Linked DNA regions of Homo sapiens: regions 1, 2, 3, 4 and 6 are each linked to region 5. The links are chromatin contacts, found by Hi-C or POLR2A ChIA-PET in ENCODE. All regions are on one chromosome and are shown on one strand. Each heading gives the region's core, a stretch centred on a gene start or an enhancer-like site at or near the end of the contact. The rest is flanking DNA. Distances are from core to core; before and after follow the strand shown.

What was found. Hi-C counts contacts between places; a loop is a spot of excess contacts on that map. ChIA-PET counts read pairs that join two places held with the same protein, here RNA polymerase II (POLR2A). Pooled maps may share reads with other maps.
Region 1: a map of CD8-positive, alpha-beta T cell shows a loop between it and region 5 (26-fold over the local background). The contact joins the promoter of KLHDC3 here to the promoter of MRPS10 in region 5. A Hi-C loop is called at or near these places in 4 of 168 maps with a recorded cell type or tissue (CD4-positive, alpha-beta T cell, CD8-positive, alpha-beta T cell and gastrocnemius medialis), 1 of 37 single-sample maps with no recorded cell type and 14 of 50 pooled maps. POLR2A ChIA-PET finds 5 or more read pairs at or near these places in 2 of 52 experiments (H1 and activated T-cell).
Region 2: a map of B cell shows a loop between it and region 5 (12-fold over the local background). The contact joins the promoter of TBCC here to the promoter of MRPS10 in region 5. A Hi-C loop is called at or near these places in 1 of 168 maps with a recorded cell type or tissue (B cell), 2 of 37 single-sample maps with no recorded cell type and 11 of 50 pooled maps. POLR2A ChIA-PET finds 5 or more read pairs at or near these places in 4 of 52 experiments (A673, HCT116, activated B cell and 1 more).
Region 3: a map of CD8-positive, alpha-beta T cell shows a loop between it and region 5 (8-fold over the local background). The contact joins the promoter of SRF here to the promoter of MRPS10 in region 5. A Hi-C loop is called at or near these places in 2 of 168 maps with a recorded cell type or tissue (CD8-positive, alpha-beta T cell and naive thymus-derived CD4-positive, alpha-beta T cell), 2 of 37 single-sample maps with no recorded cell type and 10 of 50 pooled maps.
Region 4: a pooled map shows a loop between it and region 5 (5-fold over the local background). The contact joins the promoter of FOXP4 here to the promoter of MRPS10 in region 5. A Hi-C loop is called at or near these places in 2 of 37 single-sample maps with no recorded cell type and 7 of 50 pooled maps. POLR2A ChIA-PET finds 5 or more read pairs at or near these places in 1 of 52 experiments (activated naive CD8-positive, alpha-beta T cell).
Region 6: a loop to region 5 is called in a pooled map, with 3 times the contacts of the local background. The contact joins the promoter of BICRAL here to the promoter of MRPS10 in region 5. A Hi-C loop is called at or near these places in 2 of 37 single-sample maps with no recorded cell type and 5 of 50 pooled maps. POLR2A ChIA-PET finds 5 or more read pairs at or near these places in 5 of 52 experiments (A549, A673, GM12878 and 2 more).

The regions. Positions count from the first base shown.
Region 1 is chr6:43,011,101-43,016,186 of GRCh38, reverse strand. It overlaps KLHDC3 (kelch domain containing 3), which reads right to left and starts at 1,938. Exons shown (of 11, transcript NM_057161.4): 1 at 1,839-1,938. It overlaps MEA1 (male-enhanced antigen 1), which reads left to right and starts at 2,241. Exons shown (of 4, transcript NM_014623.4): 1 at 2,241-2,401; 2 at 2,798-3,072; 3 at 3,159-3,261; 4 at 3,566-5,044. The coding sequence starts at 2,374. The coding sequence ends at 3,717. PPP2R5D (protein phosphatase 2 regulatory subunit B'delta) reads right to left here. Exons shown (of 16, transcript NM_006245.4): 16 at 3,845-5,038. The coding sequence ends at 4,901. RefSeq lists enhancers at 1,990-2,109, 4,073-4,573 and a silencer at 2,320-2,369.
Region 2 is chr6:42,743,382-42,748,512 of GRCh38, reverse strand. It overlaps TBCC (tubulin folding cofactor C), which reads left to right and starts at 2,410. Exons shown (of 1, transcript NM_003192.3): 1 at 2,410-4,015. The coding sequence starts at 2,440. The coding sequence ends at 3,480. It also overlaps a transcript of BICRAL not described here. RefSeq lists enhancers at 918-967, 1,354-2,317, 2,382-2,591, 2,622-2,701, 2,762-2,921 and a silencer at 1,352-1,411.
Region 3 is chr6:43,169,841-43,174,644 of GRCh38, reverse strand. SRF (serum response factor) reads right to left here and starts at 3,376. Exons shown (of 7, transcript NM_003131.4): 1 at 2,476-3,376; 2 at 532-798. The coding sequence starts at 2,988. RefSeq lists enhancers at 1,948-2,157, 1,448-2,416, 3,443-4,172 and a silencer at 2,888-3,467.
Region 4 is chr6:41,545,024-41,550,059 of GRCh38, reverse strand. It overlaps FOXP4 (forkhead box P4), which reads right to left and starts at 3,679. Exons shown (of 17, transcript NM_001012426.2): 1 at 3,193-3,679. FOXP4-AS1 (FOXP4 antisense RNA 1) reads left to right here and starts at 1,439. Exons shown (of 2, transcript NR_126415.1): 1 at 1,439-1,682. RefSeq lists silencers at 2,363-2,512, 2,803-2,982, 3,053-3,732, 4,063-4,332 and an enhancer at 3,883-3,992.
Region 5 is chr6:42,214,943-42,219,803 of GRCh38, reverse strand. It overlaps MRPS10 (mitochondrial ribosomal protein S10), which reads left to right and starts at 1,943. Exons shown (of 7, transcript NM_018141.4): 1 at 1,943-2,002. The coding sequence starts at 1,955. RefSeq lists enhancers at 1,776-2,055, 2,627-3,228, 3,229-3,831.
Region 6 is chr6:42,779,560-42,784,105 of GRCh38, reverse strand. It overlaps BICRAL (BICRA like chromatin remodeling complex associated protein), which reads right to left and starts at 2,054. Exons shown (of 13, transcript NM_001393499.1): 1 at 2,005-2,054. It overlaps LOC401261 (a long non-coding RNA gene), which reads right to left and starts at 610. Exons shown (of 2, transcript NR_134654.1): 1 at 1-610. RefSeq lists enhancers at 420-489, 1-555, 510-699, 556-1,245 and a silencer at 780-1,119.

The DNA of each region.
Region 1 (5,086 bases), core at 689-3,188, 800 kb before region 5:
CCGAGGCAGGTGGATCACGAGATCAAGAGACGGAGACCATCCTGGCCAACATGGTGAAACCCGTCTCTACTAAAAATACAAAAATTAGCTGGGCACGGTGGCGCGCACCTGTAGTCCCAGCTACTCAGGAGGCTGAGGCAGGAGAATTGCTTGCACTCGGGTGGCGGAGGTTGGAGTGAGCCGAGATCACACCACTGCACTCCAGTCTGGCGACAGAGCGAGACTCTGTCTCAAAACAAAAAAAAAGGGGAAGGGAGGCAAAAAATGCCCTTGGGCAGGACAAGAGAAAGATCCAGCATGAGAAGTCATGGTCTTTTTTTTTTTTTTTTTTTTTAGATGAAGTCTCGCTCTTGCCCCCAGGCTGGAGCGCAATGGTGCAATCTCAGCTCACTGCAAACTCTGCCTCCCTCCCGGGTTCAAGCGATTCTCCTGCCTCAGCCTCCCAAGTAGCTGGGATTACAGGCGCCTGCCACCATGCCCAGCTAATTTTTGTATTTTTAGTAGAGATGGGGTCTCACTATGTTGGCCAGGCTGGTCTCAAACTCCTGACCTCAGGTGATCCACCGTCCTCGGTCTCCTGAAGTGCTGGGATTACAGGCGTGAGCCACCATGCCCAGCTGGTCATGGTCTCTTAAACACAACCTGTCAACCTAGTGGCACGTACACCTGGGTACATCTGAGGTTTTTTCAGGCAAATCCTTGCAACTGACAATGCTTTTGCTGGCAAGCATCTCCTGAGTTTGGGTGTATCATCATCTGCTCCCTGTTTAAGAAGCCCTGGCAGAGGAAAGGGCCAGGCAAAACCTCAGGCACTAAAACAGCTCAAATAAGGGAGGCCCCTTGCAGGAAAGAGACATGGCTTTCAGCTGGCTTGCTAGTCCCACCCACCCAACCTCCCCCAACTCCACACCCTAAGCTTTAAATAGCCATGGGACCCATCCTGAAATAGCCCCAGCAGGAAGCTACTCTCACTTCATTACTCCCGCTCTCCAAAATATCTTGGGTCTGGGCTTGTGGAGACTGTTAGGAGGTCGATGGGCTTAAGAATGGAAGTCTTCCATCCTCCCTTATATTCTCTATTCTTCCCTTCAGATATGTCAAGGTAAAGTAAAATATGCACAGGAGAGGAGATAAGCAATTCCAGCCAAAGGTGGAGAAAAAAAATTTTAGTTTCTCTGCCATATAAACAACTCAAATTCAAGGAGAACAAGCCCCCAGGCGCTCAGGGGCTCCTCTTATCCCTGGGTCTCCCCAGTCCTCCATCACCACCAAGCATTTTCAAACTTCTTCTATTCCCTTAATGTATCTACCCGCCTGGTCTCTTGCATTTTTTATTCCCCATTTCTCGCCCTTCTTGATCTCGTGAGAGCTTTGCAGTTTTCTCATTTTTCCTTCTCCTACCATTCCAAGCTCCACCCAACAGCCCTCCATTTTCCCACCTCCACTAAGGAAAGAAAAATTAGCATGCACTGACCACGATACCCCTCTCTGCATATGACTCTATCCCTGTCTTCTTCCAGACATTCCGGCCTCCCCTAGCCCACCACGCCAGACACCCCTCCCCTTCCATTATGCTCAGCTTCCCTGTTTTCATGGCCCAGTCTTCCTTCCCATTTCCTTCATTGCTTCCTCCAGACACCAGGTCTCTCCTACCCATCTCCTCGCCATCCTCCCCTAGCCCTGCTTTCCCCATTAACACTCTCCTTTCCCATCATCCCCCTAGCTCCCTCCCCACCCCCACCTCATCACTCTCAGGCCCCTCCCCCGCCACTCCAGCTCCAGACAGCACGTCCTAAGCCCCCTAATTCTCCCTTGCCCTTCTACCCATCCCAGGCTACCTGCCAGGCCGAGCCGGGGCGGGGCCGCGGGTCCTCGAGCTGCCTGCAGCCTAGAACCCGTTGCGCGCCAACCGACGCCTTAGTCCCCAACGAGATAAACACAGCCAAGCTCGGTTCTTCCGGCGGGCAGCTGTGCGCGCACGTGCAGTCGTAGCTAAGTGCCGGAGGCATTTCGGGACTTGTAGTCCATACGTTTCCTGAGGGACGAGAGGGCTGAGGAGTGGGCAGGGGCGTAGGAGAGATTCTGCGCATGTGCAAATATGTGTCGAGACCGAGGAGGCCACTGGGTAATGCAGTCCTTTGTTTTTTGGGCTGGGAATGACGGAGGCGGGGCAAGGGGCGGACTCCTCGTCCTCGCCAGCGTCAATCATGGATATGGGGCGGGGCTGGAGGACTAGGCACCTCTGCACGTCCTGCCCCGCCGGAAGTGGAGGCCGCGGGCTCTGAGCGGGTGAGGCGCGCGGGAACACCGGCGCCGGGATTCGGATGGGGGCGGGTGGGGGACGCTGCAGCTGGGGCCATTTGAGGGGAGCCCATGGGGCCTGAAAGGCATCTGTCAGGCGGTACAGAGGGGGTCCTCTAGGAGAGGGGAGAAGGGGGCGGGTACGCCGACCTGTTTAGGGGAGTCTGATGACCCAGAGTTCCCAAGTCGCGGGGGAGGCGTGGCGCGGGGAGCCGGGGTTCTGGAAGGGGTGTCTTTTAGGAGGTGGCAGGGCCTCCGGTTGGGCGTTTAACTAGGAAGTGGCGGAGCAAGTTGGTGGGGCCTGGTTCAAGATAAGAACCCCGACTTAGGAGGGGGAGGAACGAGAGGCTGGAATTGGGGCGGAGGGGTGGAGGATGCAGGAGCCTCGGGGAGGAGCTGGTTTTTTGCACGCAGGAGACTACAAGGAGATGATGAGAGGATGAAGATGGGCCTGGTTTCATCCGATCCCTGTCCTACCGCCTCCCTGTTCTTGCAGCCCCTGCCCGGATGGCAACAGTAGTTCTAGGAGGAGACACCATGGGCCCTGAGCGTATCTTCCCCAATCAGACTGAGGAACTGGGACATCAGGGCCCTTCAGAAGGCACTGGGGATTGGAGCAGTGAGGAGCCTGAGGAAGAGCAGGAGGAAACGGGGTCGGGCCCAGCTGGCTACTCCTACCAGCCCCTGAACCAAGATCCTGAACAAGAGGAGGTGGAACTGGCACCAGTGGGGGATGGAGATGTAGTTGCTGACATCCAGGATCGAATCCAGGTAGGGTGGAGGAGGGATGGTTCCTGAACAGGTGAAGCTGGGCTCCCTGAAAGCCTAGACCCAAACGGTCTTCTGTGGCTCTGCAGGCCCTGGGGCTTCATTTGCCAGACCCACCATTAGAGAGTGAAGATGAAGATGAGGAGGGAGCTACAGCGTTGAACAACCACAGCTCTATTCCCATGGACCCAGGTAAAAGATCATTCTTTCATTCTGGAATAATTACTAAGGAAATGAACTGGCATGAGTCAGTAGAAGGAAGTTTCAGAGGAAGACCCTATCCTAAAAAGATAGTTTGTAAACTAAGATTTTGTAGACTTCAGAGTCCAAGTGAAATGCTCTTTTGCTAGCTTTGGGGATGGGCAGGCTTGCCTTAAAGTAACAAGGTGGATTTGGTGACCCTAGCAGCCCAAGGGCTCTGGGTTGATTCGGGGATTGGGGAGGGGAGCTGGTCCCATTATTTCTATGCCTGAATGGCCTCTGGCTCTGATTTCAGAACATGTAGAGCTGGTGAAAAGGACAATGGCTGGAGTAAGCCTGCCTGCGCCAGGGGTTCCTGCCTGGGCTCGGGAGATATCGGATGCCCAGTGGGAAGATGTGGTACAGAAAGCCCTCCAAGCCCGGCAGGCATCCCCTGCCTGGAAGTGACCACAGTGAGAGCTGCCTTATATTCCTACATTCCAGGCCAGAACCAGCACAGGACTGAACACATCCCTGGTTGTAATGTCCATTTCCATCTTCCCCGTCTCCCTTTCCACATCAAGGCACATCAGACTTCTCAGAGACCCACTTTATTCAGTTCTGTACATATGGGGACATCGGTCCAAGCCCAACCCACCTTAGCATGTATCACTCTGTGGAGAATAAAGCACCCTATGTACACAGCCAAAAGCCGCACTGCCTGCGCCCCTGGAACCTGGGTCCGGCCTTCCTCAGCCCCTGGCCCCTCCAAGGTACCTATAAGGGACAAGAGAAGGCCTGCCCAGCATAGCACAAACAAGGAAATAAATAGGTGTTGGCAGGAGCCATGCTTGGGGCACCGCTCCCTGCTTCCTTCTTTCTAGTTTTGGGAACCAACAGCACAGAAAAGCAGTCAGCCCCAGGGTGGTCCCTTCCATGTCTGTGACCCCAGGGCTGCTGCTCACCAAAGACAGGGCACGGGGTAGGGTGTTTATTCATCCCTCCCCGGCCCCACTTGGTCCATCTGGGCCCTATATTCATCAGTTATTGTCCACAGCCTATACTTTTCTCCTTTTGACCTCCCTTGGTCAGGCATGGGGTAAGAAGAAATAATACAACCCTATCTGCCAGCACACGGCTGGGACTGGGGGGCCTATTTGTGCTGCAGGGGGGTTGGCTTCCCTTCAGCTACTCTGGGACCAATGGGGCTTGACATAACTTTGGTGAGAATAATCTCCTGCTGTTCCCTACATGCCTCTGCAGGGGAGAGAGAGGAGGGGAGATACCTGGCGTTCAAATGAGGATGAAGGGAAGAATAGAGGAGCGTATGTATTCCTGTGTGTACTTCTCAGAGCAGCCTCAGGTAGCTGTGGGTGAGGAGCAGGTAGGGGACAGGCATCCCCAGGTTGTCTGAGCACTAAGCATCTTAGTGCTCAGCCTGTACTAGCCACAGGGAGGCATGAACACCTTTTGGGGAGAAGAGGGACCATTCTGTGGGTGTCCCTGCTTCAAGTGCCCACATCCCCCTCCCTTGAGTAGCTAGAGAGGCGCTGCCTTCCCCCAAGACAGCCAGTAGGGAGCAGAGTATGGAGGGCCAGGGCAGTGTCCCAGGGCTGTGTGGGCTGTGGCCCTGTGGTAGGAACGTGAGGGGTCAGAGAGCCTCCTGGCTGGCAGTTAGGAACTCTTCCGCCCGCTTGTGCGCCTCCAGTGCCTTGATGGTGTACACGTCCTGGGGCAGCTCCGACTTCCTCCGCAGCAGCACTTTCTCCTTCTTGATGTCTTTTAGCATCTGTGTGTGAATAGGGACAAGGTGAGGAATGGTGACCAATTCCCAGTG
Region 2 (5,131 bases), core at 1,161-3,660, 530 kb before region 5:
TGTTGGTAGACAGAAATGAAGTTCTTGAAAGGGTTTAATAACATTCAATTCCACTTGGGATACAGCCAACACTTACAACACCCATAGATTCACTATGCCTAATACCGAAATGTTATCTCACTCCAGCTGCAACCTCCAAGTCCAATAAACCTTCTTTAGCTACAAACGTTCTTAATTTGAGTGAGACAGGTTCAACCTGAAAAACTTAAAAGGTCAGGTTGTTTTTTTCTAGAAAAATAAATCTTCTCTAAAGCTTCTTTGCTTAAATCAACATTTCATAAAATAAAGCAGCTATTGCAATTCCTCCACGACTTGGACAATATAACTAGCTTTCTTGTCCACCAGCTTTCAGACCCACAGTTTTGTGAAATAAACCTGCTTTTCTGGAAAAAAAAAAAAAAAAAAAAAGGGCCAGGCACAGTGGCTCATGCCTGTAATCCCGGCACTATGGGAGGCCGAGGCGGGCGCATCACCTGAGGTCGGGAGTTCGAGACGAGCCTGACCAACATGGAGAAACCCCGTCTCTACTAAAAATACAAAATTAGCCGGACATGGTGGCGCATGCCTGTAGTCCCAGCTACTCGGGAGGCTGAGGCAGGAGAATCACTTGAACTCGGGAGGCGGATAGCGGTGAGCCGAGATCGCGCCATTGCACTCCAGCCTGGGCAACAACAGCATAACTCCGTCTCAAAAAAAAAAAAAAAAAACAAAATAAAACAAAAAAGCAAAAACAGAAGCCTCACCTAATCTGCCCATAAAACAAGACTAGTGAAAACGATGACTATGCACAAGAGTAAGCACCATTGTTTTTCGGCACCCCCTTTTCCATCGGGTGCACGCAGGCACGCGGACACACAAGCCTCTCCCCTGCCCCCGCGCCCCGCCTGCGCGGGGAATCTGCCACACGGTATGAACTGTGCTCTCAGCGGAGAAATACTCTGGCCCAGCAATTTATGTGTGTTTTGTTTGTTTTAAGTGGGAAGGAAAGGAAGAGAGTGGGGCGTGAAAATGGGAGATCAGTTTTAACTCAGATTTAATTCAATGGTTCGCGTTTCCTCCCATCTTTCTCTGCATCAAAATGCAGGTAGATCGGTGAAATTTCAAGTTTCTTGGGTCGTTAAATACCCCAATTTAAACGATGGAGGCTGGGAACTGGGGATATAAGGAGGAAACCTAGGGTTGGAAGGGCGGGCAGGGTTAAAGAGGTTCGGGAGCTCCGCAGATCTGAGCGAAGCATGCGAGGCTGCCGCGCCCGGGCAGCGGCTGCGTCTCGGGTTCTCGCCCTGCCCGCTGCCTCGGGTTTTTGCCAGTGACTGCGCCGTCTTGGCTGCCCACCCACACCTCGGGTTGGTCCCGACTTTAGGCTAGGCCATTCACTTCCGGTGACAAATCCCTCCCACCACCCCTAGAAATAATGTACCGCTTCTCCCACCGCTTTCCTAAGACCGACCGCCCCAGAGAGCCACGGAGCCCGGGGCTAGGGTCTCACCCCAGCGCGGCCGGCGACGCCCAGCTGCGGAGGGAGTGGCCGGGACCGAGCTCGGGGAGGGCAGGGAAGAAAGAGGAAGGGGGTGTGGATCTCACCTTCCCCCGCCCCCACCCCTCCGACTGCAGCAATTGGCCAAAAAAATAGTAATCCTTTTATGGACTCCCCCAGGGCCCCTCGAACCAGGTTGCAGTGAGGAACCCAGTCTCTCCCATCGCAGTGCCCCTTGCCTTCTCCTGCCCTAGTAACTGCCTGCGGGGATCCAGGAGCCCCCAGGCCGCGCCGAACTGCAGTGGATAGGGGGGAGGGGGGCGGTAAGGATGAGGGCTACGGGGAGGCAGAAATGGGTTGGGGGAAGGGGTGGTGGAAGGGAAAAGAAAAAACCGGAGGCATGCAAGCGGCTCCCCAGCCAGCTGTTCCAGCTGCTGCTTCCTCCGGCGCGGGCCAGGCGGTGCAATATTCCCCCCCGCTCCATCTTTCTCACCACTACCTGTCCCCCCAACCCACCACACGCACTCATCCCTCCCACCCACACCCCTAGTAGCGGATCTCCGGCCTGTAAGGGGGTAGTAGGGAGGAGCTGGGGGGAGGGGGAGGCCTGCGAGTTTCTAACCTTGTTCTTATAAACAAACCCACATGTGCAGCTGCCGCTGCTGCAACTCACCCCACAATCCCGGATATAAGTCCTGCCCCTTTAAGAGGAAAAAAAAGATTCCCCCGCCTGCCTCCCACCCCACCCATCCACAAGAACCTTTGTCTTCCCACCCCCATAGTCAGTCGGCCCCGCCCCATCTCCCCGCCCCCTCCGACGCAGAGGAACCAATAGGCGAAGAAAATAAGGCCGGGGATCTGACATCATCATGTTAGGCCAATCACCGGACGCGTTGGTGGGAGGCCTCACGGACAGCGCGCCCGGAGGAAGGAAGACAAGAGAGAGGAAGCTTGAAGCCAATATGGAGTCCGTCAGTTGCTCCGCTGCTGCTGTCAGGACCGGAGACATGGAGTCCCAGCGGGACCTGAGCCTGGTGCCTGAGCGGCTTCAGAGACGCGAACAAGAACGGCAGCTGGAAGTTGAAAGGCGGAAACAAAAGCGGCAGAACCAGGAGGTAGAGAAGGAGAACAGCCACTTTTTCGTCGCCACCTTTGTTCGGGAGCGAGCGGCCGTGGAAGAGCTTCTGGAGCGCGCGGAGTCGGTCGAGCGGCTGGAGGAGGCGGCCTCTCGGCTCCAGGGGCTGCAGAAACTAATCAACGACTCAGTTTTTTTCCTAGCCGCTTACGACCTGCGGCAGGGACAAGAGGCGCTGGCGCGGCTGCAGGCGGCCTTGGCCGAGCGGCGCCGGGGGCTGCAGCCCAAGAAGCGTTTCGCTTTCAAGACCCGGGGAAAGGATGCTGCTTCGTCTACCAAAGTAGACGCGGCTCCTGGCATCCCCCCGGCAGTTGAAAGCATACAGGACTCCCCGCTGCCCAAGAAGGCGGAAGGAGACCTCGGCCCCAGCTGGGTCTGCGGTTTCTCCAACCTGGAGTCCCAAGTCTTGGAGAAGAGAGCCAGCGAGTTGCACCAGCGCGACGTTCTTTTGACCGAACTGAGCAACTGCACGGTCAGACTGTATGGAAATCCCAACACCCTGCGGCTAACCAAGGCCCACAGCTGCAAGCTGCTCTGCGGTCCGGTGTCTACCTCTGTTTTCCTGGAGGACTGCAGTGACTGCGTGCTGGCAGTGGCCTGCCAACAGCTCCGCATACACAGTACGAAAGACACCCGCATCTTCCTGCAGGTGACCAGCAGGGCCATCGTGGAGGACTGCAGTGGGATCCAGTTCGCCCCTTACACCTGGAGCTACCCGGAGATCGACAAGGACTTCGAGAGCTCTGGTTTAGATAGGAGCAAAAATAACTGGAACGATGTTGACGATTTTAACTGGCTGGCCCGGGATATGGCCTCCCCAAACTGGAGTATTCTTCCTGAAGAGGAGCGAAATATCCAGTGGGACTAAGCAGTTGTCACTCTGTTCTTCACTCCTACCAAATACTTTCCACGTTGGACTTTCCCCCTTATTGGGTCTCGAAGTTTACTTATTGTCACACTGTGTATGTTTTCAGCATTTTAAGGCTAGAGATTGTAATGGGCTCCTACTTGTAATTTCCATTAAATTCGTAACAGGTATAACACTAAAGCATTTTTGCTATTTTCGTCATGCCTTTGAGACTGAGTCTTACTCCGTCCCCCAGCGTGGTGGCGCGCTGGGATTACAGGCGCGCGCCACCACGCGAACTTGTATTTTTAGTAGAGACGGGGTTTCGCCATGTTGTCCGGGCTGCTCTCGAACTCCTGACCTCAGGTGATCCACCCGCTTCAGCTTCCCAAAGTGCTGGCATTACAGGCGTGAGCCACCACGCCAGGGCTTTATTTATTTATTTTTACCACAATAGTTTGAAGCAGTAAGGGGGAAGGAGGGTGATTATATTGCTTTGTAATGGTTTGTGATACTTGAAACATCACGGTGCATAATAAAGTAGGTCTGCAGTAAATACATGGGTTTGTTTGGTGTGTGTGTGTGTGTGTGTGTTTTGTTTTTAAAGAGATGGGCTCTCCTTATGTTGCCCAGGCTGGTTTCGAACTCCTGACCTCAAGCAATTCTCCTGCCTCAGCCTCCCAAAACACTCGGATTATAGACAGTAACCAGCAGTGTCAGGGTATAGATACATATTTAATAAATTCCAGAGCTGAGCCCGGGGGCTCACGCCTGCAATCCCAGCACTTTGGGAGGCTGAGGTGGGCAGATCACTTGAGGTCAAGAGTTGGAGACCCGGTGCCAGGTGAAACCCCGTCTCTACTAAAAACACAAAAATTAGCCGGGCATGATAGTTCACACCTGTAGTCCCAGCTACTCAGGAGAACTGCTTGAACCTGGGAGACAGGTTGTCGTGAGCTGACATCACGCCACTGCACTCCAGCCTGTGTGGCAGAGTGAGACACTGTCTCAAAAACAAAAAACCATAGGTAATTCCTTTGTCCCTAGACATTCAGTTCCTTCGGAGAGCCATCACTCTTTACGTGTTTCTTTTTTTTTTTTTTTTTTGAGACAGAGTTTCGCTCTTGTTGCCCAGGCTGGAGTGCAGTGGCGTGATCTCAGCTCAGTGCAACCTCAGCGTCCCTGGTTCAAGTGACTCTCTTGCCTCAACCTCCCGAGCAGCTGGGATTACAGGAGCCCGCCACCATGCTCGGCTAATTTTTTGTATTTTTAATAGAGAATTTCACCATGTTGGCAAGACTGGTCTTGAACTCCTGACCTCGGCTGATCCACCTGCCTCAGCCTCCCAAAGTCCTGGGATTATAGGCGTGAGCCACTGTGCCCGGTCCTTTTTTTTTTTTTTTTCCTTTGTTTCTTTGAGACAGGGTCTGGGTGAAGGACCTTCTGGGCTCAAGATATCCTCCAACCTCAGCCTCCCAAGTAGCTGGGACTACAGGTGCACCCCATCACCCCCGGCTAATTTGTGTATTTTTTGTAGAGAGGGCTTCATCATGTTGCCCAGGCTGGTCTCGAACTCCTGAGCTCAAGCAATCTGTCCCCCGTGGTCTTCCAAGTGCTGGGTGGTGGTGCGTGTTTGTAATCCCAGCTACTCGGGATGCTGAGGCATGAGAAT
Region 3 (4,804 bases), core at 2,127-4,626, 950 kb before region 5:
AAGGAAGGGGGAGGAGTAACAGCGCAGGCATCCCTAGCAGCAGGCAAATGCGCTCCCTAACTGCCCAGGCCCCCAACACCCTGAAAGGGCAGCGGCTGGCTTGTAAGGTAGTCCCCGGCCCAGTCAACCAGCCCGCCTGCCAAGAGTGCTGGATTCCCAGGACCCCGGGACCGGAGTGCTCCCTTTCTACTCCCTGGCGACCCAGCCCGGAGGGCCGGGCTAAACTACACCCCCGCCCCTAGCGGGGAGACAGCTGGCGGGAGGAATGCAAAGGCCCTGCCAGGCAGGCGGGCTGCGGGCGGGAGGCCGGCGTGGAGCCCAAGCCGGCCTTATATGGGCACGGAGGCCGCCCGCTTATCTAGGGGGGCGGTCTTCTATCAGGAAAGTGAGGATGGACACCTGTCCCCTAGGACGAGGGTCGTTAATCCGGCTCCACTCCACATCGGTGGGCACCTATCCACCTGTCCTGGGCCAGAAAGGGAGAGGGACCCCACTCCCTTCCCTCCTCTCACATAGGCAACCCAAACACACCTTGGTCTCCCCACTGCTGTCAGACTCCGACACCTGGTAGGTGAGATCTGTCTCTTCAAAGCCAGTGGCACTCATTCTCTGGTCTGTTGTGGGGTCTGAACGGGGTGGAGAGTCTGGCGAGTTGAGGCAGGTCTGAATCAGTGCCTTGCCGGTCTCACTGGTGATCATGGGCTGCAGTTTTCGGGTGGCAAAGGTATACACATGGCCTGTCTCACTGGCCACCAGCAACAGCACCTGTGTCCCTGTCAGCGTGGACAGCTCATAGGCCTGAGGGGTGAGGAGGGAGATGGGCAGGTCAGCAAACTTTTTATCTCTACCTTCCTTGAGAAGTTGGAAAAAGAATTATACAGTGATGTCATTCCCCCATTCCCATAATGACCTTCGTCTCTAATGACTCTGAGGGCAGGGTGTCCTATCAGGATCTCTGGAAGCAGCAAAACTACCCATGCTCCTCCTTTGAGGAGCAGCCCCATTGACCTGAAGATACCCCAAGCAAACAGTAACAGCCCCCAGTGATGGAACATATAACTTCAGGGGATACGAAGGACCCAGCTAGCTGCTCCCCAACACAGCTTAGTGCCTGGAATGTCCCAGAGCCTCACCCCTTCTCACTGTCACAGGGACCAGGATGGATCCCTACCTATCACACTGGAATTTGTACAAGACATTAGTGATAATGGACCATTTAAGCTCCAACTGTCCCATGTTTCTTTCCAGAAACTGCACAGGCTCCAACTTGTTGCCACAGCCTAGTTTCTCCTTTTGCCCTGTAATACTTTACTGCCCTTACTCCTTTGTCTTGGGAAGAAGGTTATGGAAGGAGAGAAGAGAGTTTTCCTTAATTACCTCCCCCCACAATCTTCTCCACTGATGATCAAGTGACAAGGGACACTGATACAACAGTGTCTGGAGTGATGGGAGACGAGACCTAGATTAGCACTAAACATCCTGCCATGAGCCCAGGAAGGGGACCTTCAAGGATGGCCCCATAGATGCCATACTCTCCCAACAAAGTTCTGCAAACCACCTTGGAAGCAGCTCTGGTTTCTACATGGGACAGAAATAAACACCAGCCAGTGTTCCCAAGGATCCAGCTCCTTGTCTCCCAGTTCCTCTGCTTTCATCTCTTCCCTTATCGTCTACACCCCAAAATGACTCCTTTCCTCAACACTTTTCACTGGCTGGCAGAAGAGGAATTCCTAGGTACCTCTGCAAGCCTCCCTGACTTCCCCCAAACCCCATCCAAGCATAGATTCTCCCTAGGGCTGGAAACCCCACTTGTCCTAACGGCAGGAGATTCTGCAGCGGGTCCTGCCAGGAGCATGTGGTTCCCAGTGGATGCCATGGAAGACTCACGGCCGGCGCAGGACTAGGTTCCTGCTGCTCAGGGCAGCACCAGTTCTCCTGCCCCGCTCCCTTACCTGGTCCCTAACCCTGCCTGTCCTTCCAACCAGCACTACTCTCGTGGTGCCCACTTCCTCCCACACATGTTCGCTCATTGTTGTCATGCAGCTCCAGCCTCCTCACCTCCATACCTTCTCGTTTGCTCCCTGCTTTTCCGGCGCCCTCGTCCGAACACCGGAGTGCACTGGACCTACTGATCCCGGGTTCTCATTATCCACCTCCCCGGCAGCCTCGTAGCCTCCCATCACCGCTCCTCACCCCTTCACTCAGCAAGGGCCCTCTTCCTCTCTGGCGCCGGTCACTCCCACCTCTGCGCCTTTCCCCACGGTTGCGAGCGTTCGCGGGATCTCCCCTCTCCCCACATTTCCCCGGCGGCCCCTCCCCTTCGGCCCTCCCCGGGCAGGAGCCATCCCCTCCCACACACCTCCTGCGGACTCGCAGCCTCTCACCTCCGCCTCGGCTCTGCGGTCCTCCCGGGCTCCCTTTGCACATCCCCACCCCAACCGGGCCCCGGGGCCGGCCAGCCCCCCGGCTTGGTACCTTCTTCATGATGCCCGTCTTCCTCTTGCTGAAGGTCGTGTAGCGCCGCAGCTTGTTGTCGATGAACTCCATCTTGATCTTCACGCGGCCCCGGGTCTTCTTACCCGGCTTGGCCCCGCTCACCGCGCCGCTCACCGGCCCGTAGCCCCCGGTGGCCGCTGCCGACGCCTCGGGCCCACCGACCACCATACCGATCTCCATCTCGCTCAGGCTCCGCTTCAGGCCGCGCCGCTCGGCGCCCAGCTCCTCCTCCTCGCCCGACTCCGAGTCGCCCTCGCTGCCGCTGTAGAGGGCCCCCGCGGTGGGCGCCGGGGTGGTTGCCGCCGCTGCCGCAGCCTCCCGCTCCAGGCGGCCGGGCCCGAGCCCCGCGCCATTCCCGGGGACCCGGCCCCCGTTAGCCCCGCGTGTCCCGCCGCCGCCGCCCGGCCGCCCCGTCGGGGTCCGGTTCAGGCTGCCCCCCAGGGCCGAGCCCCGGCCCAGAGCCGCCGCGGCCCCAGCTTGGGTCGGTAACATGGCGCTCGATGCAGGAGGGCGGACGGGCAGTCAGCGAGGAATCGGAGCCGCCGCAGCCGCCGCCATCGGCTTCCCGGCTCAACCCGGCACTCCCGCTGCTGCTAGTGCCGCTATCGCTGCCGCGGCCGCCGCTGCGAACCCGGGGCCCCTGCACGCCCGGGCCGACCTGGGCCCTCACTTTCCTGCCCCTGTGGCCCGGGTTGCCCCAGGCCGCGCGCAGCGCCCCCTGTCCGTCTGCTAGGGCGGCGCGCCGGGCGGCCGTCAGCGTCCCCCGGGGGGCAGGGGCTGCTGGCCGCGGCCGAGACGGCGGGTGGAGGGGGCCGGGACCACGCGCTGGCGGCGGAGGGATCCCCCGACCCTTCCCCCCATATAAAGAGATACAATGTTTCCTTTTATGGCGAGGCCGCTCCTTATATGGTGAGCCCCAGCGCCCCCGCCCCATTGGTCCGTGGTTCCGGCACCTCCGCTCCCCATTGGCCCACAAGAGGGCGCTTATTTGCATAGACATACCGAACTCGTTGCTGTCATCTCGCGTCAGACCGCGACTCTGAGAGGGGTGGAGCCGACGCCTCTTAAAGGAACCGGAGAGCAGGCACGATTCCGCCTCCCTGAACCCGAGAATGATAGAACGGTTTGGGAGGCACCCGCGGAGAAGGAGGCTGGGACTGGAGCGCAGTCTTGCGGAAGAGAGGGAGCAGCACTAGTAAATGGGCACCGGGACCGCTGGAGGCAAACACTGGGGAAACCCCTGGGTGGATTGTGGGGTTTGCAGTAAATAAAAAAATACAGCCCAAATTCCAAGGGAGGAGTGCAGGGATTGATTGGAGCATTTCCTCACGCCTTCCTAAGGGAGGCACAGTTATTGGCTGAGCGGAGAGAGCTTGGGTCCCCGCCCGGTGTCCAGACTCGTCGCGCCCCAGCCTCTCAGCTCTAACTTTTCCCCTACCCCCAACTTCCCTTCCCTTTCCCTCGCTTTTGTAGGCGACGAAACTTTCCCACCGGGCTGGCTCGAGGATCTTCATTCATCATCCTCTGCACTGGGGGGTCTTTGGCAGACATACATCTGGAAAAGGCTGGTGGAGGGGAGGGCGAGAGAGAGAGATCGGCCTCCCAGTCCTGAGGCGGGCAGGGAGGAGAGACGGAGATCAGGGAGGAGAGATGGAGATCAGTGAAGACTTCCAGCTGCAGGCTGGACTTGGGGAGGAGGACGTCCCGAGGATAAAGCCCACCCTACAGCCAGTGCAAAGACTTGGGAAAGTGTGGCCCGACAGAAAGTTTAAGCCCAAGCAAGCACGCTCGCGCACACACACGCACATACACACACTTCTCTGGAAAGCCCGTTGGAGAAAAAAAAAAAAGTTTCACACAGGGTATCGCTCTGTCGCCCAACCTGGAGTGCAGTGGCGGGATCTGAGCTCATTGCAACCTCTGCCTCCCGGGTTCAAGCGATTCTCCCACCTCCGCCTCTCACGTAGCTGGAACTACAGGTGCGCGCCACCACTCTGGCCTAATTTTTGTATTTTTTGTAGAGATGGGGTTTTGCCATGTTGCCCAGACTGGTTTCGAACTCCTGGCCTCAAGCGATCCTTCCCCCTCGGCTTCCCAAAGTGCTGGGATTATAGGCATGAACCACCGTGCCCAGCAGAAAAAAAAAAAAAAAAAAAAAAAAACTTAAAAGATTAGAACTGGGGTGCTGCAAAGTGAGGTTCAAGCTCTGGGTCTGGGTCTTTTCTCCAAAGCAGTGAAAATAGCTTGGACTTTGCTGTTACAGAATTATTTAAATCTGGAATCTGCCTCTTGGTAAGCCCTGTGCCTG
Region 4 (5,036 bases), core at 2,430-4,929, 670 kb after region 5:
GTACCTGCCCTGCCTTGGTCTAGGGAAGCTGGAGCGTGGTAAGATCTGTGAGAAGGGAAACTGTGAGGAGTTTCTTGGATGGAAGAAATTATTATTTCACACAGTTTAGGCTATTCAAAAAATAAAGACATTGTGCCTGCTTAGGATGGGACTGGGGGGCTTGCACTGTGGCTGGAGAGACAGGAAACCGCCAAGGCAGTGGGGTAGGAAGGGTTAAGATGCAGGGAAGGCTTCCTGGGGAGACAACCCTTCCCTCCCCTTGCACCTCACAACTCTCCTCTGAAACAGACACCCTGTTCCCATTCTTCTCCCCTCCACCCTCCCCCCCACCATGTGATATCTGTCTCTCCTACCCCAACAATCTGAGGTCCAGACAGCAGACCCCAGCCTTCACTGCTTGGGTACCCCAGTACTCAGCCTGGGACCTGCCCAGGCAGAGTAGGGGCTCAGCAAACATTTGGGGGAATTACTGGATCAAAAGCAAGCCTTCCTCTCCCAGTCCCTCTGCTTCCCTCCCACCAAGGAAGAGGTATGTTTGGGGTAGGGGCCCAGCAGGATATGCACATTCCTGGCAAGAAGGGACCTACCTGCCTACAGCCAGAACGGAAGTTTTCGGCTCTAAAGGCAGAGGAAGGGGGCTGGGGGCGTCTAGGTGTGAGGAAGATCCCTACACAGAAAGGGACAGGAGCAGGTCCCTTTGCAAGTGGGACCCTTTGCAAATGCTCTGGCCCTGGCGTTCTCCAGCACTGGGGTCAGGTCTTTCTCTCTCCAGGGCTCAGGGGTTCCCCAACTCCGTAACTCCTGGGAAACCTGTCCAGGACAGGGAGAAGGACAGAAAACTCCACCCAGGCGCCCAGCCCTTGGTGCCAGGAGAGAAGGCTCCCATGGTCTCCCAAACTTAGTAGCAAGGCTGGAGCCAGGATAAAGTGGGTCCTGAGGGTCCCGTCCCGCAGGAGAGATTCAGCGCTCACCCTGGCCCTGGGTGTGGAGGCTGAGAGGGGGCAACCACAAAACCACCTCTTCCCCTTGCCACCTTGCCCCACTGACTAGAGTGTGAGTGACTCCCCCAACTCACAGTTTTTTGAGTTTCAGATCGAAAGGGCACCATGGGAGCCAACAAGCTGTCCAGGTACCAAGAGCAGAGCCCCAGTATCCTCCCTCCAGCCACCAGGTAACAGAGCCCCAAAACCCCGAGGCAAAAGTTTCTCAAGTTGAAAAAAAAAAAAAAAAAAAAAGGCCTTCAGACTTCCCCACAGCGGTTTTCCGCGGGGGCGGGCAGAGGTTTTCTGAGGCCGTGGCTCCCCTTCAGGCGGCTGGGTCCACTGGGCCTGGCCTTCGGCCCCTGCACCTACCGGCTGGTTCGCAGCAGGGGGAGGGGGTGGGGGAGAGCTCAAAATGCCCGGTGCCCGCAGGGCATGGCGGTCAGGGGGCCCTTCAGCCCTGGTTTTCTGTGGAAAGTGAGCTTCTGGGTTCGACAGTGGGACCGGCACAGACCTTCCCGCAGCTACAGGCCATACGACAACCCCGCTGCTCTTTCTTTCTGCGGGCACTCGGGCCAGTCCTAACAATTGCCCCTCAAGCTGTGTGTGCTGCCCTAACCCTCAATCCCGAACCCGAAACAGTGCGTGCTGGGACGAATCTAGGCAGGTCTCCGAAACCGGGGTGAAGATGCTGAAGTTCAGGTAAAAACCCGCATTGGCCAAAATGCTCCCGGGCTTTCTCGGGAGTCACCCGAATGGCAACTTCAGGCTCGGGTTTGGTTCTCCGGACTCCCCACCCCTATTCCCGGCTCCAGGCGCCGCGGTCAACCTGCGGGGAGACTAGACGTTGGGGTGCCAGACACGCGGTGATCTCCAGACGCCCGAAACGCCAGGCGCCGAGTGAGCGAGGAAACCAGCCGGGAGGGGGCTGGCCAGGGAAGCCGGGGAGCAAAGGAAAGAGCGGGGCGCGCTCTGGGCTCAGGGTTCCCATACCCTTTCCCCCCAACCTAGGATCGGGGTGGGACGCAGGTGTGTTCACGAGATCGCCCCAGTTGGGGGACACAGGGAATCCGCCGCCGTCTGGGCCTGTCTCAAAATCCGCATTCCGCGAAATTACCCGGTCCTTTATGGGGGCGGCCGGGACCCCAGGTCGCATTCTAGCGCCACTGGCTGTGCTCTGACGCAGCCCAAGGAAGTTTGTTTGGCGTGGATGAGGAGCCCGAGGCTGAAGCGCCGCCGGTCAGAGAGGTGCTGGGGTTGTCCAGGGGAGATACCAGACTCCTCAGTTGGGGCGGGGGGGGGTCCTGCTCGGTCACTCCGGGCTCCTTCCCTGGTGGCCTCCGGGCCCCCGTGGCCGCCCTCTCTTCCCCCCTTAAGTGGTGAAGCGGGAGCTCTCTCCACAGCGGGTGAGTAGAGGTGTCAGCCAGATCGTTTCCCCACCCTCCACCTCCGGCGCACAAATCACAGGGGCCATTTCCAGACGCTCTCAAGTCCCCAAGAAGTTTTCCGCTCTATCCCCGAGCTGACCGAGCGATGGAAAAGGGGCTGACTGGCCCTGGCACTTCCGAGGTGCGACCTCAGCAAGACAAGTCCCCTCTTCACCAGAGACGACACGGCGGGTAGGACCGCGATCCCCCGCTCTCTTGCCCCCATTTTCATCTGTCTCCGGCGCGTCCTGGGGAGTCCGGTACCGACTAGAGTTGGGGGGAGCCACTTCCCTTCCCAGCTCTGGAAAGTCTGGGCCGGGAAGTATTCTTTGTCTGACTCGGGGCGGGGAGGGGGTCGCGCCCCCGTACACCCCATTCCCAGAGGCCCGGCGGGGAGGGGGCGGGGCCCAGATTCTTGGGGAAGGGCGGGCCTCGGTGGCCTCTCCGGCCGCCCCCCTCCCCGCCCCGGCCTCCGGCTGCCCCCACTCCCGCCGCGCCACAGCCCCCACCTGTTCCCGAGGCAGCTCCGGCCCGCTGGGGCCCGGGCCAGGGGCGGAATGTCGCGGCTGCGCGGGGTCAGTGCGCCACGGCCGGCCCTGGCTGGAACAAAGTGCGCCGGCCCGGGCCCGGCTCCTCCTGGCGCCCGGCGCCCAGCGCGTCTCGGGCGGGCAGTTTGCAAACACAAAGTGAGCCAGCGAGCGGGCGAGAGAGTGCGCGAGCGAGGGAGTTGGTCTGGTCGCCCGCCCAGCCCCCACCCACGTCCCTGGGCCCGACCCGCCACCTACCTGTCCCGCCCGGCCGCTCCGTGCGGGCTCCGGCCCGTCAGCCCGCGCGGGGCATGGGGCTCGCTCCGGTCGCAGCCCGGGCCCGCCGCCGCCCGCCGGGGCTGCCCTTCCGCGCCGCCCCGCGTCGCGCAGCTCCCGGGCGTCCTCCCAGCGCGCCGGGCCGACCGCCGCGCGCCTCAACCCCGCCGGGGCATGGCACTTTGTGGGCTGCTTGGCTCGCTCCGGCTCCGCTCTTCCTTCCCGGTCCTTCCGCGACGCTCGTCAGCTCGCTCCGGCTCCCGGGCTCCCGGACCCCGGCGTCCCCGCCCCCGGCCCAGCCCTGGTTCCGGCCCGGGCTCCTCCCCGCCGCGCCGCCGCCGCCTGCGCCGCGCCCTCCTCGCGGGCTGGGGGCTCCGTCCCGGCCGCCGGCCGCCGGCCGCACTGTCCGGTCCGCAGGGACGGCGGGCTCCGGACTCCGAGGGGCTGCGACTGAGCCTGGGCTGCGAGTGGCTGCGAGCGGGCGGCGCGCGGGCGGGGCGGGAGGGGGCGGGGGAGGAGGAGGGTGGAGAGGGAAGGAGGGAGCGCGCGGAGAGCGAGGGAGGAGGGAGCGAGAGAGCAAGCGGCGGAGGGAGGGGAGACCAACTTCTAGTGCTACCATAATTCGCCTAAAGCAGGTGCAGCAACTTTCACCCCGCCTGGCAGCCCGCTGAGAGCGAGAGAAAACCACGTGCACCAAACTTTAGGGGAGGAAAAATGGGAACGTGGGGAGAAGACGTGAGGCGGCAGATCTGAAAAAGATGGTAGGTGGAGGGACCCCAGGGATTCACCCTGGCCTCGGACTAATCCTATGGGGCGCTTGCAAACCCCGGCCATCCCCTGGAGTCTGAAGGTACGGCCAAGTCCTGATCCCACACGGTTCACTGGTTCCCGGCGGGCTGCGCTCGGCGCGGGGAGTGGCCGGGGGCCCAGAGACGGAGCCAGTGTCAGGCCCGGGCCCTGTCTGGCCTCCCTCCTGCTCCCCACTGCGTGGGGGCTGGGGGTGGGCTTCCTGAGCCGAGGGTAGAAGGTGGGGAGGCCCCTTCAGGGCTTTGTGAACGGTCACCCCCTGGCGCGCACTGCCTCCCTCTGCGGAAAGGGAATTTCCCGTAAAGTGCTCTGCGAACCAGTGAAGAAGGGGCCCAAGGCCAGAGCCATGCGGGCAAAGTGAAGTGCAAAGTTGAGGCAATTATCCGGACAAATTAGATTGTAAACAAAACCCCGCGTCTCTGAACATCGCTTTTGCCCAGGGGGACTGGAGGGATTGTGGTGGTGGCGGCGATGGTGTGTTTGGGTTGGGAGGGGGAGGTCTGGGTGAGGAAATGCCCACGGCCCAAGGGGGAGGGCTGTGTTGTTAGCAGACGCACCACTCAGAGTCCCGTGGAAATCTCAATACCCGTCCCCCTCCCCGCCCCACACACGCCGGAAACATCTCCCATCTGTCTGCATGTGTTGGGGGTGGGGAGAAGTGAAGGAGGCCTCAGGGGTCCTCATGAAGTACCCCAACCCAGCTCAGTGATGCCGGGTCCCCATGACCAAGGGAGGATCCTGTTGTGGGATCAGGACAAGAAGACAGTGGCTCTTGAAGCCTCTCCTGGCCCTAAATCCTCAGGCAGGTGGACAAGAGGCTGGCATAGTATGTGAGCCCCTGTGGAGTGGGAGCTGGAAGCCTGAGGTGTGGGGTCGGAGCTGCAAGGATTGATGCTTAGTTGCCTGGGGGGAGGGGATTTCTTGGCCGTTCCAGTGGTCCTTGAAAGAAAAGGGGACCTCAGAGAGGAGGCACCCTCTTGGGTTGTTTTTCATCACTTCTGTCCCTTTTCTGCAATGTT
Region 5 (4,861 bases), core at 694-3,193:
TCTGTCTCTACAAAACAATAAAAATAAAATAAAAAATGGTCGCAAACACCTGTAGTTTTAGATACTCCAGAGGCTGTGGTGTGAGGATCACTTAACCCCAGGAGTTTGAGGCTGCAGTGGGCTATGATCAAGCCAGTGCTCTCCAGCCTGGGCAACAGAGCGAGACACTGTCTCACACACACACACAAAAAAGACAATATAGTATTATAGAAGCAGACTTTAAGATGAGGAGAAAGTAAAAGGAAAAATAAAAATAAATTTTTAAAGATTTGCACAAATGGAATAAGTTTTTTTTTTGGAGACGGAGTCTCGCTCTGTTCCCTAGACTGGAGTGCAGTGGTACAATCTCAATCTCGGCTCACTGCACTCTCTGCCTCCCGGGTTCAAGAGATTCTCCTGCCTCAGCCTCCCAAATAGCTGGGATTACAGGTGCACACCACCATGCCTGACTTTGTATTTTTAGTAGAGACAGGGTTTTGCCATGTTGGCCAGGCTGATCTTGAACTTCTGACGTCAGGTGATCCACCCGCCTTGGCCTCCCAAAGTGCTGAGTGCTGGAATTACAGGTGTGAGCCGAGCCACTGCACCTGGCCTTTTCTTTTCTTTTCTTTTTTTTTTTTTTTTTTTAGACAGAGTCTCATTGTGTCTCCCAGGCTGGAGTGCAGTGGCACGATCTTGCCTCACTGCAACCTCCACTTCCCGGGTTCAAGCAATTCTCGTGCCTCAGCCTCCTGAGTAGCTGGGACTACAGGCACACAACGATGACACCCCACTAATTTTTTGTATTTTTAGTAGAGATGGGGTTTCACCATGTTGGCCAGGCTGGTCTCGAACTCCTGACCTCAGGTGATCCGCCCACCTCAGCCTCCCAAAGTGCTGGGATTACAGGCGTGAGCCACCGCACCCAGCCTGAAGAAGTTTTTATTATAGCAAATCCCAGTTATACATCTTTTTACTTGGAAAAAATTATGGTGGACATTAATAATTAGACAAAACACTTTGGCTTGTTGTAAGTGAAGCTAGCCATTGTAAATTCCTAAATACTAGAGTAACATAAGGAAATGAATAATTTAGAAAGATCAGTAGGACAGCGGTATACAAAATGGTTGGAGCACAGGAATTCCAATTGGTGTGGGGAAGGAAGAAAGGATTAAGAACCATAATTAGAAAGCCGCTGCAATAAGGTAACTGAGTGGCAACTGGACCCAATGGTAGTGGCCGACTTTTCTTTTTCTTGTTAAATATAGATTTTGTTAAAATTTTGAAAAATGCAAAAAAAATTGAAAAATGCAAAAATAGGAAAATAAATCACCCATTATTCCAGTACTGAAGTAAATGGTGTCAATACACTAGTTTCAGTCCGGGCTTTGTGGTTCATGCCTGTAATCTCAGTCCTTTGGGAGGCCAAGGCCAGAGGATCACTTGAGGACAGGAATTCAAGACCAGCCCACAAAATAACGAGAGCAATATAATGAGACCCTGTCTCTACAAGAAAATTAAAAAAAAAAACAAAAAATTAGTCGGCTGTGGTGGCACGCACTTGTAGTCCAGCTACTTGGGAGGCTGAGGCAGGAGGATCACTTGAGGCAGGAGTTTGAGGCTGCAGTGAGCTATGACTGTGCCACTGCACTCCAGCCTGGGCAGCCGAGTGAGACTCAGTCTCTAAAAGGAAAAAATAAGTAAATAAATAAATGTGTGTGTGTGTGTGTGTGTATACACACACAACAATTTAAAGGTGAAAACATTAATAGGGCTTGGTAACTATCCAGACACTGGCCGGAGCCAAACCAGCCTGGCCAGCCAACTGTCCCGCCCCCAAAAAGCACAGGTTCATGTCTCTATGGTTGTTCCAGCGCCGGAACATGAGGATGTACTCTCTTCTTTTGCGGAACTCTATGGTCTGAGGACGCCGCTGTAACCCCGGAAGCAATCCTGAGAGGTCGGGACCGGCAAGATGGCGGCGCGGACAGCGTTCGGTGCTGTGTGCCGGCGCCTCTGGCAGGTACTGGATTGGCTAGGGAGACTAGGAGGGCTGACCGGGATAGTTGCTTTTAAGTTTCCCTGCCACCAGCCGCTCTGCCCATCAGGATTTTTCCTGATATTTATCCCTCACCTCGCGCCGTTTACAGGAAAGTGACGAGAAAGGGGCTAGTTTTATCAGAATTCTCTCATGGAATTAAATATAAGTTAGTGAGTCCAGGCAAAGATAGGAACAAGAATAATCGTAGAATGTCAGAGCTGGAAAAGATTTTGTACTTCGTATGTTCCAAAACCCCTCCTTTCACGCTTGCAAAATAAACTGAGGCTCAGAGAAGACAGGAAATTTGCCTCGCGAAAATTAGAGGCTGAGCTGGTGCAAGATATCAGACTCTTCCCATGGAACTAAATTGAGATGCTTTCCTGGCATCCAAATTTAGATGAAGGTCTCAAGCCAGAGAAGTGGGTTAGATATCCTCTGCGCAGTTATTTGCAGGAGGAGCAAAAACTTTTCAGCAGCGGTTCTCCTGCTTTTTGGCCTTGGGACCACTTTACACTTTCGGAGTTCAGGACTCCAGAGAGCTTTTGTTTTTGTGGGTTTTTGCTATCTATATTTAGCTTTTTGGAAAATAAAACTTAAGAATATATATTGATTTAAAAGTAACACTAACTCATTACATGTTACAACTAATACTTTATGAAAAATATATTTTCTGAACAAACTGAGTAAGGAGCAGCAATGTTTTACATTTTTGCAGCTCTCTTTAATTTCTGGCTTAATAAAAGCTAGATTCAAATCTGCTTCTGTATTTAATCTTTTCCTATATCACACCTCAGGCTGTCACGGGAAAACTTCACTGTACACTGGTAAGAGAATGAGTGGAAAAGTTGTAAATGACGTTTTGGTTTTATGAAAATAGTTTTGATTTCCCGGATCCCCTGAAAGTGTCTCAGACCCCACAGACGTCCTCAGACTACACTTTGAGACCACCGTTTTTGTTTTTGTTTTTGTTTGGAGACGGAGTTTCGCTCTTGTCGCCCAAGCTGGAGCGCAATGGCACGATCTCGGCTCACTACAGCCTCCACCTCCCGGGTTCAAGTGATTCTCCTACCTCAGCCTCCCGAGCAGCTGGAATTACAGTCATGCGTCACCATGCCCAGCTAGTATTTGTATGTTTAGCAGAGACGGGGTTTCACCATGTCGGTCAGGCTGGTCTCGAACTCCTGACCTCAAGTGATCCGGCAGCCTCGGCCTCCCAAAGTGCTGGGATTACAGCCTTGAGCCACCGCACCCGGCCTGAAAACCACTGTTCTTGAGAAAAGTCAGATGGTATTAGAGATTGAAATTTTTGAACTGCTTTATTAAGACAAATTTACCCAGACAGCCCTCCCTTCCAAACCACCACTCCCCCAACACACACACACACACACACACACACACTCTCTCTCTCTCTCTCTCTCTCTCTCAAGAAATACAAAGAAAAAATGCAATTTAAAAACTTCTTGGCCGGGCACGGTGGCTCACGCCTGTAATCCCTACACTTTGGGAGGCCGAGGTGGGCGGATCACGAGATCAGGAGATCAAGACCATCCTGGCTAACATGGCAAAACTCCGTCTCTACTAAAAATACAAAAATTAGCTGAGTGTGGCGGTGGGCCCCTGTAATCCCACCTACTCAGGAGGCTAAGGCAGGAGACTTGCTTGAACCCAGGAGGCGGAGGTTTCAGTGAGCTGAGAATGCTCCACTGTACTCCAGCCTGGGCGACAGAGCAAGACTCTCTCAAAAAAAAAAAAAAAAAGAAAAGAAAAAAAAAAGAAAAGAAAAAGCAGAGGTTTATAGTGGGAGAATGTGACTGAGAAGTGTAATATTCTTGCTCCTCTTGCACAACTCGATTGTGGGGTCACTGGTGTAATTGTTGGGAGGGAATTTTCTATGCAATTTTGTCTGAAGAATGGCACATACCTCTTACCACTTTGTGTTGTACCTGATTTCCTTTTTCCTTTTCCCCTTTGGTGCAAAGAAGATTATAGAGTTATGATTTGTCTCTATCTTGGGTAAGGAGAGGAAGGACAATAAGCTAAGAATAGGCTTTTAAAACGTGGCTAGGTGGTGGTTCACTCCTGAAATCCCAGCACTTTGGGACACTGAGGCTGGAGGATCGCTTGAGCCCACGAGTTCAAGACCAGCCTGGGAAATATGGTGAAACCCCATCTCTACAAAAGTACAAAATATTAGCTGGGCCTGGTGGCCCGTGCCTGTAGTCCCAGCTATCTGGGAGACTGGGGTGGGAGGACCACCTGAACCTGGGAGGTCCAGGCCATGATCATGCAACTGCACTCCAGCCTGGATAACAGAGTGAGACCTTGTCTCAAAAAAACCCTGAAAAAACAAACAAAAACGTACTTAGGTGACAATCATTTGTATTAATGAAACTTCACTTATGCTAAACTTCTTTTTTTTTTTTTGAGAGGGAGTCTCGCTCTGTCACCCAGCCTGGACCTCCGCCTCCCGGGTTCAAGCGATTCTCCTGCCTCAGCCTCCCAAGTAACTAGGATCACAACCGCACCGCCACCATGCCTGGCTAATTTTTGTATTTTTAGTAGAGACAGGGTTTCACCATGTTGGCCAGGCTGCTCTGGAACTCCTGACTACAAGTGATCCACCCACCTTGGCCTCCCAAAGTGCTGGGATTACAGGTGTGAGCCACGGCACCTGGCCTTATTTTCATCTTCATTGTGTTTTTAAGGATTCTATTGTGTTTCCACTTTCTCAGGTTACACTTCAAAATCTCAGAAAAGTTGAAAGGAAAAAACAGCTGTTATATGTAGTAGTATCGTTTGTTTCCTAAAACTGGAAAGTCTTGTTCCACCAGGGGGAGCTGA
Region 6 (4,546 bases), core at 805-3,304, 560 kb before region 5:
CCTTCCCGTAATCTGACAACTAGTAAATGTCTCCTCAGGGTTGTTTTAGAGTAAAACTAAGAAACGAAGCGTAGGGTACCCACAGAGAACCATGCTACCGGAAGGCAGACAGACAATGTCCTGGACTCTTTTTTTTAGTTTTGTAACCTGGTTGGACTCTACTTTCAATAACTGAAGAATTAAGGAAAAGGCTCAATGCCCTGCCCCCACGCCGGGCCAGAGAAGACAAAGACGTCCACTCTCAGACCGCAGGAGAGAAAATGGCAGGAGCGCCTCACCTCCAATTTCGACTGGGAGGAGTGGGGGTGCGGGGTCAGGGAGGGAACCCATCAGCCGCGAGGCTCGACCCCCAGCCCCCTTCTTCCATCACAAACAAGTGGTTAGGAGGAAGAAGCTGGCCCCAGCCCTTCCCGCTCCGAGCCGGCGGCCTCGTCTTTTGGGTCTGGGGGCGTGGGGAAGGAGAAGGCCGCGCGACCCCAGTCCCATCTCCAGAATTCAGCACCCTGCTCTCGGCTCCCGCTAGCCCCGGGCCTCGCGGCGCCCTGGTCATCGAGATGTCCTCGGAGGGCGCCGCCCGCGCCGCGAGAAAGATGGCGCCCGCCGAGCAACTGCGCCACCAGCCCTGGCGACAGGCCAGGCCCAGCGCCATCTTAGCGCCTTCCAACCGCACCCCCCCACCCAATATCCCGCATTTGGGGCGACTCGGGGGGGCGCGAACAGCATAACGCCCGCGCGCACTCGGCCAAAAATGCGCCGTCCCAGCCGCACATCTCTTCTGGCCGGCGCGGCGAACAGCGCGGGCCTCGCAGGAGACGCCCGGCTGGGCCGCCGGTCCTCCGCGCGGCTGGGGGCTCGGCCGGACGCGGCCGCGGATCCTCGGCGGTGCTTCGAAAAGGCAGCGAGGCGGCTGGGAAGGGGCAGTCCCGCGGCAGGTGCGCGCCGCCGCCGCGGGCTCGGAGCGGGAGCGGGAACGGGGCCGGGGCGACTCGCCTGCCCCGAGCTCTCCCCGCCGCACCCCGGACCTGCTCTCCTCGCCGCGGCCGCCCGCAGATGCGGCGGGAATGGGGAAGCCAGGATGAAAAATAAACCCCGTCTCCGCCGCCTCCCTCCCCACCCTCTCCCCTCCCCCTCCCCAGACGCGGGGTCCATTTTGCCGAGAAGAAAGAAAATGTGATTCACACCCTAGAGCTTCCGAGAGAGAAAAGAAACGAGGGGGGGAAAACAGAGGGGAGGAGATTGGAAAAGCTTATTTTTCTTCCTCGCCCGCCGTCACTCCAGGCCCTCCCTGCCCCCTGCTCGCGGCCCCGCCGCGCCGTCTTCCCCTCGCCGAGCCCTGCTCCCTCCTTCCCGGCTCCCGGCGGCTCCGGGGGGCGGAAAACACACTCACACTCGCGCACACAACTAATTTTAAACCGGCTCAATCAATGAGTCATTAAAAGGCTTCCCTCCCCTCCCCTCCCCACCACCAACCGCCACGCCACCCCCTTCCCGGGCTCTCCCTCTCCCCGCTCCAGAAATTTGCATCCGCGGAAAAGAAAAAAAAGGAAAAAGAAAGGCGCCGGGCCCCCACCCCGCCGAGGCGCCCCCGGCCCGGCCTCGCCGCCCCCTGCCCGCCTGCGCCCCCGCCCGAGACACTGAACTTGGTCTTCCCGGGGCCCCGGCAGCGCTGGGAAAGGCATAAACACTCGATTCCCCTTTTCTCCGTGTCCATTAAACATCCACCCACCACCACCATCACCCACCCACAAACCCACCCCCCCCCAAAAAAAAAAAAAAAACACAGCCTTAGCCAATAGCTCTCTGGGCTGAAACCTAATATCCTGGTTTTGGCAACTCGGTGTTTAATTTGCTCCTTTCTTTTCAGTCTGGAGACAGATCTCCAGCCCCCCCTCCCTCGCTTTTCCCCTCCCCGAAGGAAAGAGGCAGAGGAAGGAGGTTGTGTGTTTTTTTTTTCTCCTTGAAATTTTTATCACAAAATTATAATACACTCAAAGGGAAACTCACCGTCATGAAAAAGCAGTGCCTTGTCAACGGGGTTTCTGCGCCATCGCAACAGGGGCGGCGGCGGCGGCGGCGGCGGGCGCGGGGCCGGGGGCCGGAGCGCGGGAGCTCCCGGCCGAGCGGCGCCGGCCACACGCGCTCCGCTCTCTCTCTCGCTCACCCCCGCGCCGGGCCGGGGCGCCGCTCCCCGCGCCCGCCCGGCCTTCATGCTCTGCGCCCGGGCAAACCGCTCGCCTGCTCGTCTACCTCCAAACTTCGGTTCTCGCCTGGCAAAAAATGTGGAGATTAGGATTTTTTTAATTTAAAAAATTTTTTTTTTTTTTTTTGGAAAATCAAGCTGCAAGGATGTTCATTCGTTTCCTTTGGGATTCTTTTCAACTTCAGAAATGTATTGGTTTATTCAAGAAACAGTTTTATTTGGCTTTAAAACAATTACTAAGATCCACGAGGTGCGTGCTAATTCTCTTGCAGGCTCTCTCTCCACACACACACACACACACACACACACCCACCCACCCACCCAGTTTAACTTGACACGGGAAGGGGGGAGATTAAAGACAAAAAAAAAAAACCCTACAAGATTTGTTTAGAACTCTAATTAGAGCAAGCCTCAGTGAATACGTTTTGCATATGCTTTTTAAAAACCAAAACGACTTTTAACTTAGTTATTAGGCAAATAACTGGTTCATCCTAACTTTCAAATGTACTAAGCTTTCCTTTGCAACACTCTTTGTCCATTCCAAAATTCTTGAAACCTTACCTGTGAAGCCCGTATGTGAACATTAAAAAGGAAAACAAAACTTCAGTGACTAAAAGGAAGGTGAGGCAGAGTAAATCACTCTCAAAACATTCATTTTCTACTGCCTTCTCTTTATGTAGATATCTTTTATCTCTATATTTGCGGAATTTTCATTACATAACCCCCTCATTCTTAAAAGAGAGCTAGTCAATCTTTTAACATTCTTTGGTCCAAGTATAACTACCACCTATTTTTAATCTCAAATCTCAAATTGTTGAAACTTCTCTGTAAACTATCTAGTATCCAAAGTATTTAGATTATGTGGCCCAGGCCGGGCGCGGTGGCTCACGCCTGTAATTCCAACACTTTGGGAGGCCGAGGCGAGTGGATCACCTGAGGTCAGCAGTTCGAGACCAGTCTGGACAACATGGTGAAACCCTGTCTCTACTAAAAATACAAAAATTAGCTGGGCGTGGTGGTGGGCTCCTGTAATCCCAGCTACTCGGGAGGCTGAGGCAGGAGAATCGCTTGAACCCGGGAGACAAAGGTTGCAGTGAGCGGAGATCGCGCATTGCACTCTAGCCTGGGCGACACAGCAAGACTCAAACAAAAACAAAACAAAACAACAACAACAACAACATTACGTGGCCTGGAGTGGGAGCAGGTGCCTTTGTAGTCTAGGTTAACTACAAATGCCCACAAAATATACTAGGGGTTTTGTTGTCTTTTATTTTAAATAAACATCAAGGATAGGTAAAAGGTGAATTGTACAGAATGTAATTCAGGTTTTAAAAAATACATATTAAGCCTAAGAAATGTTATAAATTATTTTAAAATTCATTTGTAATGCATATAGCAATAGGATCCTGCTGATAAACAGAATGCTCAGCTGCTCTGCCTATGGAGTAGCTATTCTCAAATGGCTCAAGCCCATCTCTCCCAGATATTTGGTGAGTTCTCAATAAAACTCTCTCTAGATTAAAATTATTTAAGTGAAATTATTGTATGGCTTCTATATCCCCTTAAGCATTAAAAAAAAATGTAATGGTAGTACACCTTTCTTGCATATATAAGGATACTGTAACTGGACTATGTTGCATAAATTAAATCTGTTGGGGCCGGCATACAATGTTGTCATATTCAACACAGAAGATCTTTTTAGTCAGGGTACAGTGGTTCAAGCCTGTAATCCTAGCCCTTTGGGAGGCTGAGGGAGGAGGATCATTTGAGGTTAGAAGTTTGAGACCAGCCTGGGCAACATGGTGCGAGATCCCATCTCTAAAAAAAAAATTAAAAATTAGCCAGGTATGTGTGGCACATGCCTGTAGTTCCAGCTACTGGGGAGGCTGAGGCAGGACGACTGCTTGAGCCCATAAGTTGGAGGTTGCAGTGAGCTATGGGCAGGCTGACAGAGTGAGACCCTGTCTCTAAAAAATAATAAAAAAGATCTGGCTGGGTGCCGTGGCTCACGCTTGCAATCCCTTTGGGAGGCCAAGATGGGAGGATAGCTTGAGGCCAGGAGTTCAAGAGCAGCTTGGTCAACATGGTGAAACCCCGTCTCTACCAAAAATACAAAAATTAGCCGGGCATGGTGGCATGCACCTGTAGTCCCAGCTACTACAGAGAGGCTGAGGCACGAGAATCGCTTGAGATTGAGCAACAGAGCAAGACTCTGTCTCAAAAAACAAACAAAGAAAAACACTATATCTTGTTCTGGTACTGCCATTCTATCATTCATAATGTATGCTTTATATTTAAATGTGCCTTAAAAATACATTCAGTGATTTAGTATTACACAGTATCATT